Regions from separate parts of the Homo sapiens genome. Here region 2 is linked to region 1. Evidence: read pairs that join two places in POLR2A ChIA-PET (ENCODE). Cell type or tissue: GM12878. All regions are shown on one strand.

Evidence for each region. Peaks named below come from ENCODE experiments on the same cell type or tissue, not always from the same donor. Only the 100,000 strongest peaks of a DNase experiment are listed, where the experiment ranks them.
Region 2: POLR2A ChIA-PET joins it to region 1 with 5 read pairs; 2 of 35 experiments call an interaction of 5 or more read pairs at or near these places.

Annotation. Positions count from the first base shown.
Region 1 is chr3:48,533,653-48,536,152 of GRCh38, forward strand. PFKFB4 (6-phosphofructo-2-kinase/fructose-2,6-biphosphatase 4) reads right to left here. Exons shown (of 14, transcript NM_004567.4): 9 at 1,860-2,006. Among named protein-coding and RNA genes, the nearest start is that of MIR6823, 15 kb to the right of the region's middle. In GM12878, no CTCF peak of the experiment used is centred here; no DNase peak of the experiment used is centred here.
Region 2 is chr3:47,959,817-47,962,316 of GRCh38, forward strand. All of the region lies in intron 3 of MAP4 (microtubule associated protein 4), which reads right to left. It also overlaps the pseudogene VPS26BP1. Among named protein-coding and RNA genes, the nearest start is that of MAP4, 55 kb to the right of the region's middle. RefSeq lists a silencer at 2,129-2,238. In GM12878, no CTCF peak of the experiment used is centred here; no DNase peak of the experiment used is centred here; H3K27ac peaks cover 828 bases.

The DNA.
Region 1 (2,500 bases):
AAGACCAGCCTGGCCAACGTGGTGAAACCCTGTCTCTACTAAAAATACAAAAATTAGTTGGTGTGGTGGCGGGTGCCTATAATCCCAGCTACTCTGGAGGCTGAGGCACAAGAATCGCTTGAACCCGGGAGACGAAGGTGGCAGTGAGCCGAGATCGTGCCATTGCACTCCAGCCTGGACAACAGGAGCAAACCTCCGTCTCAAAAAAATAAATAAATAAAGGGACAAATCAAACAACTGTTTTTAGACACGAGACTAGGCAGGACTGTGATCCTTGAGAGAAGGGAAGCAAGCTGAGGGGAGGAGGCAGCAGCTTACTGCCCAGAGGCACTTCCTGGACTGCAGAGCCAAGCATAATGAAGAAATAATGGAAGATTCAAAAAAGGAACAAAATGAAATTCCTGGAGCTTCAAAACACCACATCTGATATGAAAAGTTCACTGGATGGGTTTAATAAAAATGCAGAAGTAAAGATAAGTGAATTTGAAGACATAGCAGTAGAAACTATCTAAATTAAAGCTCGGAAGGAAAAAAAGACAGAGAAGAAATGAACAGAAGAAATTAAAAAACCAGAAGTTCAGTGACCTGTGGGATGATACCAAACAGTCTAACACACACAGAGTGGGAGTCCAGGATGGGAGAAGGGGTGGCAGAAAATACCTTTGAAGAAATGATGGCCAACAATTCTTCACATTTTATATTTAGAAACCCAGAAATCCGAGAATCTCAATAAACCCCAAGGATGATAAACATAAAGAAAACCATACTGAGATACATCATAATCAAATTGCTAAAAATCAGCAATAAAGAGAAAATATTCCAGCCTAGGCAACATCATGAGACTCCGTCTCTACAAAAATTAGAAAAGATTAGCCTGGCATGGTGGCAAGTGCCTGTAGTCCCAGCTAGTCAGGAGGTTGAGATGGGAGGATGGCTTGAGCCCAGGAAGTTGAGGCTACAGTGAGCTATGATTGCACCACAGCACTCCAGCTTGGGTGACAGAGTAAGATCTTGTCTTGAAAAAAAAAAAAAAAAGAAGAAAAGAAAATATTAAAGGCAGTCAGAGAAAAAGGAGGTAACATTATATCCAGAAGAGCAAAGATGAGAATGACAACAGACTTCTCTTAGAAACAATGCAACCCAGAAGTCAGCAGAAGAGCATTTTTTTTTTTTTGAGACAGAACATCACTCTGTTGCCCAGGCTGGAGTGCAGTGGCACAATCTCAGCCCACTGCAACCTCTGTCTCCTGGGTTCAAGCAATTCTCCTGCCTCAGCCTCCCGAGTACGTGGGATTACAGGTACCCACCACCATGCCTGGCTAATTTTTGTATTTTCAGTAGAGATGGGGTTTCACCATGTTGGCCAGGCTGGACTCAAACTCCTGACTTGAGGTGATCCGCCCGCCTCAGCCTCCCAAAGTGCTGGGATTACAAGGGTGAGCCACCGCACCTGGCGAGAACAGCATCTTTAAAGAGACAAAGGCCGTGCTGGTTCACCTCATTTGTGTCTCCAGATCCCTGGGAGGTTGGCTATGGCTGACTGCAGCTACCAAGCTCCCGTGGCCGCTGATTTCTTGTTGAGCTAGACCATGAGGAACCCTAGCAGGAGGCCACAGGGAGGGAGGAGAGTGAGGTTGAGGTGTCAACTCCCAGGCTCACTCCTGAGAATGGTCTAGGGCTCACCCAAGGTCCCATCCTGTTAGGCTGCCTTTTCCTCTCTGCTCCCAGCCCCTAGGTTCCTGTATCCTTTCTCTCTCCTCTCCTTTGCCCAAGGGGAGCAATGGTCACTGTTGTTACAATATGATGCAGCAGCCCTGCGGTATCTGGGAGGTAGACAGGGAGGGAGGGACGGTAACTACCGCATCGATCTCGTTGAGGACCTTCCACTGTTCATAGGGCACACCCAGTGCCTCAGCCGTCTGGATTGTCCTCTTCATCTGGCTTGTCCAGACCTTCAGATCCTTGATATTTTGGTCACTGATGAACTGGGCTAGACTCTTGGCAAACTGAAATACATCATAAGCAAACTCAGACCCACAGGTCTTGGGCTGCCCTTAAAGCATCCCATAGCCGCAGGGTCCATGAGATCACCCTCGCCTTGAACACTCACTACAGGTTTGGTAAAAAGCATGAACTAACTTGTCGATGACACACATGCTGACACACAAGAACACAAGTGCTGTTCCTGTGCACCCTCCCAGACCCTGAGCACAGCAGCACAGTTACAGCTGAGACTCATCAGGGCCACTGCCTCCCCACAACCAGGTGCCCTGTGCTACGTGACCACTGAGGTCTCCCCTGGACTGTGGCACAGCTATCTGCTACACTGTATGGACTCAGGTCGCTCTAAGGGTGGCATGCCTCTGACAAAAGGGGCTCAGTGAGTGACAGCTCACATGGAAACCAGAGATCCAGGCATTTGCCTGTTGCTTGATGACCTTCCCTACATGATGGGAAGATTCTAGGTTGAATGAAGGTCATTCACCTCGACTGCACATTA
Region 2 (2,500 bases), 570 kb before region 1:
TGTAGCGCTGTAAGATAAAGGAAGATGAATATAAATGGAGTTTTGGCCATTTTTATTTTTTTTTGAGATGAAGTCTTGTTCTGTTGCCCAGGCTGGAGTGCAGTGGTGCAATCTTGGTTCAATGAAACCTCTGCCTCCTGGGTTCAAGCAATTCTCCTGCCTCAGCCTCCCAAGTAACTGGGATTACAGGCACTCACCACCATGCCCAGCTAACTTTTTGTATTTTTAGTAGAGACAGGGTTTCATCATGTTGGCCGGGCTGGTCTTGAACTTGGGATCTCAAGTGATCCGCCTGCCTCGCCTCCCAAAGTGCTGGGATTACAGGTGTGAGCCACCATGCCCGGGCAGAGTTATGCCCATTTTGCCCCTCCACATGCTGCAGCCATCTTTAACCTGTTTAACTTAATGATTATAGTTTTGTTTTTCTTTTTTCATCTTATTCAGTATATTTCAGGCTATTCAGCAGATGCTTGTGATTCTGGAGGTTCAAATCACTGGTAAAAGTTTATTCTGTTTCCTCAGTTTTTCAGGAGCTTTTCTCCATTAAATGATCTGCTGCCTAAAGTACCCTCTGTCTTCCTCATCAACAGGCGCTAAATTCAAAAAGTACCTTACTGAAACTTTTTTGTTCATAACTTTCATTGTTGGAGTTAGGTCATATCCTGCTAACAACAGTCTTATTGATCAGTTGTAACCCCATATGTTGTGTTTTTATTCTTACTTATAAGAGGTAAATTTTTGTAACAGTCACATCCTTTAAATGATACTTCATTATATTCAAATTCTATATGTAGACAATCTTCAATGCCCACTTCCATCAGGATAGCTGGCAAGTTGGTGAACAGTAAGATCACATTCTTTTTACCAAGTCTGTCAGTCTTCTTACTACTAACACTTCAATACATCAAGAGGACATTAGCACCAATGTAAGATTCTCATGACTTTTCAACATGTATAAATTCCAAATGACAACTTCTGAGTCAGCTCTCCAGGTAAGGCTAGTTCTTTCACTAGGTTTACAAACTCTTGAATATTACTCTTATCATAGAAAAGTTCAATTTGACGTACAAATTCAATTCTAATGTTGTGGTGCTCTAGCTCTTTCTAGACTCTTTCACCTTTCCTGAAACAGATTCTCCATCATAGAGGAGATGGTGTTTTTCTACTTCGCCATTTTCAGTTTTCACTTCTGCCATTTTCTTTGTTTCCTTATCATTAAGGACAATATCAATCTCACAAATCAGACCAAAAAAGCCTCCAAAAAACCTCACTGTCAGTGATACTGCCACATCCCCCAATACTTCACTCCTCTTCCCTCAGAACTCCAAGCCCCTGGCTCCCATCACATGACCTTGGCCCTCTGAAGCTGGAACTTCTATTTGAGGACTGATAAACAGCCAGCAGGCCAAGCACAGTGGCTCACACCTATAATCCCAGGACATTGGGAGGCTGAGGCCGGAGGATTGCTTGAGCTCAGGAGTTTGAGACTAGCCTGGGCAACACAGCAAAACCCTGATTCTATTAAAACAAACAAACAAACAAAAATATAGCCAGCAATGGATACAATGACTATGGGGCTGAGCATGTCCTCATTCCTCATTTTAGAACAAGGGTGAGAGTTTCACCCTCTGACATAGCTGTATCTTGTTAGGTAGAAACATAAGAGTTTCATTGTTATATGGGAGCTCAAATGTGTGTAAAGTGCATATGGAAGCTAAGTAGCCAAAATAATAGGCTATGCAAGTAATCAATATATTGCCTCTCAATTCCAAATCTACCTTTCATTGCCCTGCCTGTAATAATGTAAACATTTCTTCCTAGAGAGCGGGCATGATGACACTAAGCTTAGTAGAGGGCATGGAAGGAAAGGGTTTCTCTTCCTGGTTCTAGTGTGCTTTTGCATCTTCTTACTTCCATGGTGCTCTGCTGGTGTGCAGAACACCCCATGGTGCTCATCCCAACAAGCTTTAGTGGGCATTCTCATGGACATCTTCCCAGGCAAGTTCCACCAGTGCCTCAAACAGGCTTGCTGGTGATGCCGCAGCACCCCCAAGTACAGCTTCCTGCTTAACTACCTTTGAGGTAGAAGACCAGCAGGACTTAATTTCCTGTCGCACCCTGCTGATTGGAACAAGATCTGGCTGAAACCAGCAGATGCTGACAAAAGTAACCTCGAGTTGCCCTCAGGGTTTATTAGCATAAAGACACTCCTACCAGTGCCATGGCAGTTTACAAATGCCATGGCAACAGCCTAGAAGTTACCTTATCTGATTCCCAGAAACTTCCAGCCCCTTTTCCAGAAAGTTCTAAATAACCTGCCTCTTAATTAGCATGTAATTAATAACAGATATAAACAGCTAGCTAGCAGCTCACAGACACCGATTCTGGGCACACTGCCTATGGGTTAGCCCTGCTCAGCAAGAAGCAGCACTGGTTCAATAAAAGTTTCTTTCTCTCACTACTGGCTCACCCTTAAATTCTTTCCTGGCAAAGCCAAGAA